Linked DNA regions of Homo sapiens: region 2 is linked to region 1. The links are chromatin loops, found by intact Hi-C in ENCODE. Cell type or tissue: B cell. All regions are shown on one strand. Links, peaks and the distances in the headings refer to the core of each region. The heading gives the core; the rest is flanking DNA.

The links. Hi-C counts contacts between places; a loop is a spot of excess contacts. Peaks named below come from ENCODE experiments on the same cell type or tissue, not always from the same donor. Only the 100,000 strongest peaks of a DNase experiment are listed, where the experiment ranks them.
Region 2: a loop joins it to region 1, with 2.6 times the contacts of the local background. A loop is called at or near these places in 6 of 110 quality-filtered maps.

Annotation. Positions count from the first base shown.
Region 1 is chr18:59,054,649-59,060,031 of GRCh38, forward strand. It overlaps the pseudogene OACYLP. Among named protein-coding and RNA genes, the nearest start is that of SEC11C, 83 kb to the right of the region's middle. In B cell, for the core only: a CTCF peak has its summit at 2,765 (motif pointing left); a DNase peak (open chromatin) is centred at 2,743.
Region 2 is chr18:58,960,811-58,966,193 of GRCh38, forward strand. All of the region lies in intron 7 of ZNF532 (zinc finger protein 532), which reads left to right. Among named protein-coding and RNA genes, the nearest start is that of ZNF532, 99 kb to the left of the region's middle. In B cell, for the core only: no CTCF peak of the experiment used is centred there; DNase peaks (open chromatin) are centred at 3,151, 3,731 and 4,721; H3K4me3 peaks cover 2,659 bases; H3K27ac peaks cover 4,253 bases.

The sequences.
Region 1 (5,383 bases), core at 324-5,323:
AATCATAATGATAAATCACTTTCCGTAGAGGGAACATCAATATTCAGTCCTCTAGTCATCCAATTTAACTGTTGCCAGAATGGAATATTAATAATAAAACAAAACATCTGAGTCTTCACATGTTCTTCCTTCTGTGTCCAAGTTTCCTCTTCTTATAAGGACACAGTCATATTGGATTAAGGCCCACCCCAATGACCTCGTTTAATGTTAATTATTGCTTTAAAGACTCTATCTTCAAATACAGTCACACTCTGAATTACTGGGGGTTAGGATTTCAACATAGGACTTTGTTGGGGACATAATTCAGCCCATAACATTCAATGTCAGGAAGATTTATGAGTTTAGTTGAAATGGTGCTAGCTGGAAGAGACTTGTGGAGTCTGTGGTGGAGATACTGATCTTGGAAGTAGGTGCCAGGGACTGGGCTCAAGTCCCCCAGGGAGTTAAACACATATTTACTCGGGTGGCTGTGGGTTTTTATTGGATGGCCTGACTACCACTTACCTAGGACACTGAGTTCTTATGCCTCCGCACTCTAGACTTGCCTGGGAACCCATGTGAGTGTCCTTGTGACTGAGGAGCACTGGCCCCGTGTCAGCATCTTTCCCAAAGGCTGTCGTGGAAGGTGGATTTCAGTCCTTCAGCTGAAAACCCACACTGTCCAAACTTGTGACTATGCAACAAGATTTAGCTTATAAGTGGAGGGAAATATAAAAGTAGGGCTTTTCTTCCTTTAGAGAATATAATTCCATGGAATGCCAGTGGAATCAGGTCTTTCTGGAGCTCAGTAATTCAAGGAGAGAAGAGCTAAGGGGTCTGGCAGAAGTCATAGTAAATATACATACAGCATTATTACCATAACCCCCTGCTTACCCTCATAGCAGACATTAGTAATCAATCATAGCATCATGGAGCTAGAATTCATCCTTCTTTCCAAATATTACACTAACATTGGTACTCTGGCTGAAAATAATTTTCTCCCTGTATCACTTGATAACTGAATAGTATCTATCTCATCCCTTCCTCATGAACAGCCATGGCAACTTTCACTAGCAGAATTGCATTGTCAAAGGCATTTTCCAGGTCAGGCTGTGCCTGGATGGTCTCGCACTTGTGTTTGACATTTCTTCCACACCACTGTGGATCCTCTTAATCCCAACCCTCACACTTCGGAGCAGGTACAACCAGACAGCGCCTCACTCTGGGTGCTTCAGGAAACATCCTAGTCTTATACATGCACGGTCCCAAAGTGTGGAGGAATTAATTTGTGTGGGACCATCCTTAACCCATTTGAGATAGAAGACAGTGGGAAAATCCTTCTGTCTTTCATCTCACAGGACAGTTTTAAGGTACATTTCATATGGCCCTGTGGAACATTCTGGAAGAACTGAGCATTGGCCACCTTGATAGCACATCCTGGTATTGGTTTTCCCTGCTTCCCTGTTCTCCTACCCTATCCCTCATTCCTACACCCACGTGAACTACCTGCACCCGGACATTTGTCTCAGGCTCTGCTCCTCAGTTGAAGGCGTGCCTGGTTCCCCCTCTGCATTAGTCCGTTTTCACATGCTATAAAGAACTACCTGAGACTGGGTAATTTATAAAGAAAAGAGGTTTAATTGACTCATGGTTCTGCAGGCTGTGCAGGCTTCTGCTTCTGGGAAGGCCTCAGGAAACTTACAATCAGGGCAGATGGGGAACCAGGCACATCTTAATATGGTGGGAGCAGGAGGAAGAGAGCAAAGCGGGGAGGTGCTACACACTTTTAAACAGCCAGATCTCATGAGAATTCACTCACTATCACAAGAACAGCAAGGGGGAAATCCATCCCCACGATCCAGTCACCTCCTATCAGGCCCCACTTCAACACTGGGGATTACAATTCCACATGAGATATGGGCAGGGACAAAGATCCAAACCATACCATCCTCCTTCTCGATCCTCTCTCCCCTGTGCTTGGAGTGGGTCCACCCCGTGTCCCACCCTGCCTTTGACAGTCCTCTCTCCCAAATCAACCACCACTTGTATCCATATCGGGTTTCATAGATGACAAGGGACGTTCCCAGGCATGGACTCCTTTTGAGCTGCATAGTAAGCCTCAGGGTGGGCAGGCGAGGATGCGATTACTGTTCCTGTCTAGACCAGGAAACTCAAGCTCAAGGCCCTGCCCGGTGTGGCACAACTAATGGATGGTCAAGACCGAGGCTGCCTCAGGTCCTCCAGCCCCAGCCCCGCTCTCCCTGCCACTCATCAGCCTCTCAAAAGCAGGGCCTCTCAAAAGCAGGAAGTACCTCTGATGGTCAGGATTTCCAGCCTTTCGTGCCATAGGAAGCGCATGTGTGGGGCAAGAAACTGAAGGGCACTCCTCTCCGTATCCTCTCTTCTTTGCAGGAGTACACAGATCCTCATCCTCCTTGGGGCCATGCTGTTCTTGGCATCTTTCACAGCCACTGCTCTGATCACCTTGGCATATAAACTTCCTGTCGTGGCTCCATCAGAAACCAGGTAATGCGGTTCCCCAGCCTGCCCCTTTCTGGCCAGGACTTCCCGGGGAGGGCTGCTGAATGCCAGGCTGTTCACCCTGTGCCCTTTGGTTCATGGAAAAAGTGGGTATGAAACTTTTGGTCTGGATGGGAAAGCTGATTGCCTTCTTGCTTCCAAACTTCTGAACCTTTCAACCTGCACTGGTAGGTCCTCTCTGAACTCAACGTTGCCCATTGAAACGCTTCCCAGAGGAAGGAGCGCCCCCATGTGGCTGTACTGTGTTTCTCCTCCAGCAGCCAATTGCTGCTTGGTGGCTCTGTTGGATGGAGAGACTGAACCTACCTCTTCAAGGTCACACAACTAGTAGGTGGCACAGGTGTGATTTGAACTTAGAAGCCAATCCACAGTGCTATTTCCCCTCCCCAATGAGGCATGTATGACACTTACACAGGAAAAACTGTTATGATTACCTGCTAATCTTCTCTCAATGCAGTGACACAAATGAAAATCAGATTATGTCAGTCATCTGCTTGAATTCCTCCAGTGGCCTCATTGGTCACCCTCCTACCTGCTGACACTGGACCAGCCACACCAACTCATCTCAACGCACCAAGCACGCTCCCCGAACCCCCTTCCCCACCCTCCCCAACCCGGGGCCTTAGCACTTGCTTTTGAGCCTGAATTACTCTTCTGTTAAAATCTAAGATCTTGGCAGGGCTTTCTCCTTCACATCTTTCAGGTGTCTGTGCAAATGTCACCTTCTCAGAGCAGCCTTTGCCGATCTTCCAAAATAAAATGGCCAGAACCGTTCCTGGTATGTGAGTGTTCCATGTGAATCTGTGAGTGGGTGGCATATGAGAATAAATGAATGAATTGGTGACAACATCCCAAGCCTCCTGACCAGGAGACTATCATGCCCTTCCCATATCATGGCATGGTGAAGTGATTGAGGAGGAGGCTCACTCATGTCCAGCCCAGCGGTTTTCAACCCTGGCCACATATTAGAGTCACTTGGGAGCTTCTAAATCTACTGATGCTTTCATCCCCACCCACCTCCGAACAATTGAATCAGAATCTCTGGGCATGGGGCCCAGGCAGCGGACTTTTGTAAGCATTCCCAGGGTGCTTACAAATTCTAATTTGCAGAATAAATTCTTATGTGCAGCCACAGTTGAAGAACCATACGTCTAGTCCTCAAACACCTTCCCTTCCTCCAGTGGTCCCTGCATGGGCAGCTAGGGGCTGAGAGTGCGTCTAGCTTCAGTGGGGAATGGTGATAATTTTAACGGTGATAAATTTAAAGCAGGGGTTCTCAATCTGCCTTTGGGAAACTCAGGAGAGTTTTAAAATTTCTAGTCCCTGAGTCCATGTGCAGAGATGATGATTCCCTGGGCTTGGGTATAACCTGGATGCCTCCCGTGAATGGCACTGTTTAGGCAAAGCTTCTCAGCCTTGAGGGGGTATCAGGGTCACCTGGAGGGCTTCTTAACACACAGATGGTTGAGCCCACTGCCAGTAGGTCAGGGTGGGGCCCATGAGTCTGGGTTCCTAATAAGTTCTCAGGTGATGCAGGTGTTTTTTTTTTTTGTCTGTGTTTTTTATTCTATTGCAACAGAGTCTCACTCTGTCATCCAGGCTGGAGCACAGTGGCATGATCACCGCTCACTGCAGCCTCAACCTCCTGAGCTCAAGCGAACCTCCTGCTTCAGCCTCCTGAGAAGCTGGGACTGTAGGCATGTGCCTCCAGGCCTGGCTAATTTTTTTTTTTTTGTAGAGTTGGGGTCTCTCTATGTTGCCCAGATTGGTCTCAAACTCCTGGGCTCAATGATCCTCTTGCCTCGGCTTCCCAAAGTGCTGGGATTACATGTGTGAGCCACCATGCCTGGCCTGACGCAGCTGTTGATGTCAAGGGATGAAACCTTGAAAAACACAGCTTCAAAGAATAGTTTTTGGTGTCCTTTTAATAGCCTGGCCTGGACCTCTCATCACTTCTCTCTCAGGACAGTCTCTGTCCTTGGGACCCTTGGGTTCACATCTGGGTGCTACATTTTTAGAACATTCTGACATATTGGCCACCAGACACAGCTATTTAAAATGAATACACTCATGATATTTCCTTGGGATCTGGGGTGGAGGGGCCTGAGGGAATTTGGAACCTAAACAAGCCAACTTTGGCTGAGGTGGGGCCATGAGGTCACTGTTTGCGCACCATGACTAAGGAAATGAACAAGTGTGCCCTAAATGTACCTTTGGGCTTGCTGATTATTCCAATGGACATCTCAGGGATTTGGATTCCCTTTGCCATGTCCAGATCAAACATAACATTTTGGCTTATTTCCTTGTATTTTTCAGTGAAGAGGCGATTGTATTGTATTTCGTGGAGTACTACACAAAGCCCTACTGCCGATTTGGGCCAGTTCTTGTGGGCCTCTTTCTGAGCATTTACATGCACCAAAACCACCAGGAAAACATTCTCAGAACCAAGGTATGATTTCCCGTGCCTCACTCTATGGGCATGGGTCTGGCTGGGACTGTGTGGCCCACCTGGCCAGGCTCTTCCAAAGCTGTGGATGAAGCAGTCAGCCTGCTGGGTACTGTATTGTGCTGTAGAGTGTTACTGATGTCTCTCTGTGCTAAAGAATCAGAAGGAATTGGCCAGGTGCAGTGGTTAACACCTGTAATCGCAGCACTTTGGGAGGCTGAGGCAGGAGGATCCCTTGAGTCCAGTTCAGGACCAGCTCAGGCAACATGGTGAAACCCCTGTCTTCATTTTTTTTTTTTAATTTAAAGATAAGGCCTTTATCTTCCTGCCAGAGCTTGATTCTCTGCTTTCTTCACTGACCTCTCCTTATGATCCTCCAGATTTGGAACCCAGTGTGGTCCCATCTGTAGGAGCTTT
Region 2 (5,383 bases), core at 135-5,134, 94 kb before region 1:
CCTCAGTCTTTCTATCAATGACTTAATTATAGGAAGAGAAGCTAGGAGGGATTTTGCAAGGCAGATCTTAAATGCAGAGCTTTTCACTTAAAAAAAAAATAAAAGTACACAGATATTATGTGAGGTAGATATGGCTTAGCTAAGTTCTATGAAAAAGTATTCTGTCTTTATTTGACTATCTTGCTATAACCCATCCTTCTTTGTGGCTGCTGATGTAGCATTCATATCAAGGAAAGCTAACACCCTTCCTTTGACTTGGCACCATAATCTAGCTGGCGGTTCCCAAGATTGGAGTGTGCGTCAGAATTAACTGGAAGGCTTGTTCAGCTAGTTGCTGGCCTCTACCCCACAGCTTCTGATTCAGCAGGTCTGGGATGGAACCCGATCATTTGCATTTCTCACAAGCCCTAGCTGATGCTGATGCTGATGCTGCTCATCTTGGGACCATGCTTTGCGAACTACTGGCTTAGTCTGAGTGGCAGTACAATCCCCCAAAGCCCATTGATTTATCCAATAAAAGTTCATTTCTTGCACATACAGAGTTTGCTATGCAGAGTTTGCATTTCTCCGGGGCAGTCATCCCTTCCACTGGTAACTCAGTGATCAAGGCTGTTTCTTTCAGCCCCATTGTCTCAACGTAGGTGTTACTGAAAAAAAGACTGGCGAGTCCTGCCTGGTCTTTACACGCTCGTTATTCTGGATATGATGCACAACACGAGTCATTGCCCAGAATGAATTATGTGAGCAGCCCCAAGTATATTCCCGCGTGTACCGCAAAGGGGAGGGAATGACAAGTAGTATTTGTCACCTGCAGTAAGGTGGCCACAGTGAATCTAAACAGGGAAAGGTTCCATTGCATCGATTTAAGATGGATGCTGACAACTAGCAGAGGAGGGTAAGCAGAATGCTGAGTCTAGAAACAGTGGCAGGAGGAAGAGAGAAGTTGGGGTTAAGGGGAGCTTTGATAGCTGTCTTCAGATAGATGTCCTCCATGTGAGGACCAGCATGTGATAATTCCAGACCAGCTGGGGCCATGCATGAGTGAAATGTCTGCCTATCTGTTGCTGGAAGTATTCAGGTAGTGGCCAGATGCTCATCTGTAAAATAATGGAATAGAAGGGATTCTAGGGTCGGCTGGGCATGGTGGGTCATGCCTGTAATCCCAGCACTTTTGGGAGTCCGAGGTGGATGTATCATTTGAGGTCAGGAGTTTGAGACCAGCCTGGCCAATATGGTGAAACCCCACCTCTACCAAAAATACAAAAATTAGCTGGGCATGGTGGCGGGCATCTGTAGTCCCAGCTACTCAGGAGGCTGAGGCAGGAGAATTGTTTAAACCCGGGAGGTGAAGGTTGCGGTGAGCCGAGATTACGCCACTGCGCTCCAGCCTGGATGACAGAGCGAGACTCTGTCTAAAAAAAAAAAAAATGGATTCTAGGGCCAATGTGACCTTTCTCCTCGGACACTGGAATGAAAGGAAACTACCAGTGGTAATCTATGTAGTAGCCATTGCTAGTGTGAGGTGGATATTTTAAACCAGTCACAGTCTAAAAGTCATTCCATGGACTAACCAAGTCTCTGTGGAAAGCATTTGGTTTCACAGTTAATCTAATTTGTGGATCGAAACAGAACTTCTAGGAAGAAGTCCTTGTCAGCAGGAAGGCTACAGGGGGAGCAGTGAGTCTGACTTGGTAGCTGCACACGAGAATCACCCGGAGAGCCTACGGCCCAGCACACTTGGTGCTCACCAGACCAGCTAATTGGCATCACTAGGGGTGGGACCTGGCCCTGGCATTCTTTTTTTTTTTTTGAGATGGAGTCTTTCTCTGTCGCCCAGGCTGGAGTACAGTGACGCCATCTCGACTCACTGCAAGCTCCCACCCTGGGTTCAAGCGATTCTCCTGCCTCAGCCTCCTGAATAGCTGGGACTACAGGCGCCCACCACCACGCCCGGCTAATTTTTTGTATTTTTAGTAGAGACGGGGTTTCACCATGTTAGCCAGGATGGTCTCGATCTTCTGACCTCGTGATCTGCCCGCCTCGGCCTCCCAAAGTGCTGGGATTACAGGCGTGAGCCACCGCACCCAGCCGGCCCTGGCATTCTTAAAGCTTCCAGGTGATTCCAGTGTTGTGGCAGGGCTGGGAACACTCATACCACCTGGGATCTGCCGCACACCTGCCCTTGCTGCTGATGCTCATTGCTGTGGCCCTCACTGTGTGACTGCTATAGCACCAACACACCTTTGTTGAGTTTATGTTTTGGGGAAGGTTGATCTCAAGTGTATTTGTTTAAAGACTCCACCCAACGTTCACTCTTGGTGGTGAAGGCAGGGGACACAACTCTCTGGATGTTGGATTTACAGCATTAGTAAGTCTGTTCAATATAATTTAAAGCCTGATTATAAATGATTTTAGGATGTCTTAATGTTTCTGTTCCTAAAGCCTTTAAGAAAAGTCCATAGATTTCATCTGCATTTTCCATACAGGGTGCAGGTGATAGGTGATTTGAATACTTGCTATTTTGTAGCCTTTCCCATTCTGAAATTCACTTTCAGTTCACTCAGAGATGTAGGTGAAAGACAGCAGTGGCAGTGAAGGAAAGTGGGAGAATGAAAGGATCAGAGTGTGGAGAGATGACCACAGCCACTGAGGCAGGTGTGCTGTTGTTACTTTTGAAAAGAATGGCAAGGCAATCAGCTTGCATTTCCTAGTTTGGGACCACCATGCTTAGAATCAGATTGACTGAGGAGCTTTACAGAGACTCTCACTTGCACAGTATTTAAAAGAAAAAAATGTGTGTGTGTGTGTGTGTGTGTGTGTGTGTGTGTGTGTGTGTATGTATATAAATTTTTAAAGTGCCCACTTGGCCGGGTGCAGTGGCTCACGCCTGTAATCCTAACACTTTCAGAGGCTGAGGCAGGAGGATTGCTAGAGCCCAGAGCTTGAGGCTGCAGTGAGCCGCAGTCGTGTCACTGCACTCCAGTGTGGGCAACAGAGTGAGACCCTGTCTCAAAAAAAAAAAAAAAAAAAAATTTAAAAGGTGCTCACCCACACAACCTGGAACCTAGCCATGTGTATGAAATGTGTGGTAGGGCATAATTGCCCCCCTTAATCTCCCTGAAACTTGTTTAGATAACTTTGTGAAATAAAACGTTACATCTCCATGTTGTTTCTGTCTTCGTGCTGTACTGTGGTGATGGCCATTAGTTAAGGGGATAAAAATACTGAAATACTGTCTAGTTTGCATAGTTCATTGCCAGATGGTTTCATTTTCATTCTTTTACTGTTAGAGTTCATCCTGTTGTCATTAGGCATGCCTTACTACAAAGTCTCTTATTTAATCTAAATGTAGGGATATAATAGATTTTTATCCTTTTAAAACTCATCTTTTAGCTATGGCGACTTTGACTTCCTGCCAAAATCCTGTTACCCTAGCAACAGGTAAAAAATTTTTTAAAAAACCAGTTTCTCCTATCTTTTTTGGCTTAGAACTTATTTGTGATCTCAAGGTTTTAGGAGAAATATCTTTAAATCAGTTGCATGTTCTCTTCTATCTCTGGTTGACTGTTAGAGAGTGATGGCTTCTCACTTGATTCTGCATTTGTGTCAGATGTGATTAAAAGGCACATTAAGAGTTTGTATATTCATGCTAGAAATGTATATCACTGCTGGCTTTATGAAACTTATTTTTCATTAGTTTTGGCCACTGGAATTGATATTTTGTTTGTGTGTGTGTGTGTGTGTGTGTGTGTGTGTGTGTGTGTGTGTGTATACACAGTTTTTCTTTTTTTTTTTAGACAGAGTCTCGCTCTGTCGCTCAGGCTGGAGTGCAGTGGCGTGATCATAGCTCAGTGCTACCTCACACTCTTGGTCACGAGCAATCTGCCAGCCTCAGCCTCCTGAGTAGCAGGGACTACAGGTGAACACCACCATGCCTGGCTAATTTTTATTGATTTTCATTTTTTTGTAGGGAGTTCGGGGTAGAGGGAGTTGTCTTTGTTGCCCAGGCTTGTCTCAAACTCCTGGCCTCAAGTGATCCTCCAGCCTTGGCCTCCCAAAGTGCCAGGATTACAGATGTGCGCCATCACACCTGGCCTATAATTTTATTATATTCTAAATATTTTTACTTCATATATTTCTTATATATTTATATACTATAGATCATATATAATACATATTTCTTATACTATATAAATCTATAATTTTTAATACTAACTTTTATTATAATTTATATTTTATTAGTTTATTTGATATTTTATTAGTATGGTTTACTATATGTAGTTTTCTGAAGTCCTCCACTTGATTTAATAAGAACTTTTTTTAATGTAAGGCTATAAATGTGTTGTAAAAAGGATGTTGAAAATTTTTGGTTCAGAGCATATTAAAGTACATATTGAACTATTGGTGATTTTGGTAGCTTGTGGCTAAATTGGAAGGCGGGGTGTTAAGGATACTGGGGCTAACACTGTCTGAGGGCTTACCCTACTTACTATCTCATTGCAGCAGGCTCCTGAGGGGAGACAGTTACGAATCCCACTTTTAGGTGAGGAAATGAAGCCTGAGAAAGGTTCAATAACTTACCCCAGGGTTTTGCAGCCTGCCAGAGGCAGGTTTCTAGCCCAGACTCTGCAGTTTGCACAGAATGAAAGCTGACATTTCAAAAGCTGCTTAATTTTAGTCTCCTTGAATCTTTCAATATAGATGTGGGACAGTTAGCAGATATGTCTTTCCATCCAGTTTTTACTTCTGCTTTTGATGTAGTCATTTTCATTTCATTTAGGTGTTCAATCTTGGTTAAAGTTGGTTATGCCATCATTAACTGGACGTGTGTGTAGTTTTGGAAGACTGTGAATGTCCTGGTTTTATATTCCTTAGCTGGGGTCTGATGCTTTCTGGAATTACTTGCAGTTGCTGTTAACAGCATCATGGTGTCGTTAATTAATTGGGCAAATCTTCCTGCAGAATTATGAAATGTTTTAGAGTGGCTTGAATTTAGCAGTTGCCTGGGATGTATCTGGGGGCTGCATGGATTGTAGCAGGGCCTGAGCCTTATGAGGGACAGAGCCTCTTCCTGCAGTGTCTCGGAAATCTGGAGAAATGCACAAGAGAGAGGCCCTTTCTTGACTCCAGGAGTTATCTTAAAGCAGAGGCTCTCGAGGCAGAGAGCACAGTTAGAATCAGGGTTTTTTTGAGTCTGGTTATGGGGGTTTGGGATGTGGAGAAGTGGGTAGGACCTGGGTAGGAGTGAAGTCTATTTTTAAATTTCTCTAGATAATTGTGTTACCTTCACACTTACATACGTTCCCTCCTACTCTCCTACCCTCTCTCTTCTCCTTGAGTAGTTCTGCTGTAAAGGGATTAAGCTGAGAGATAAGCTATTTAG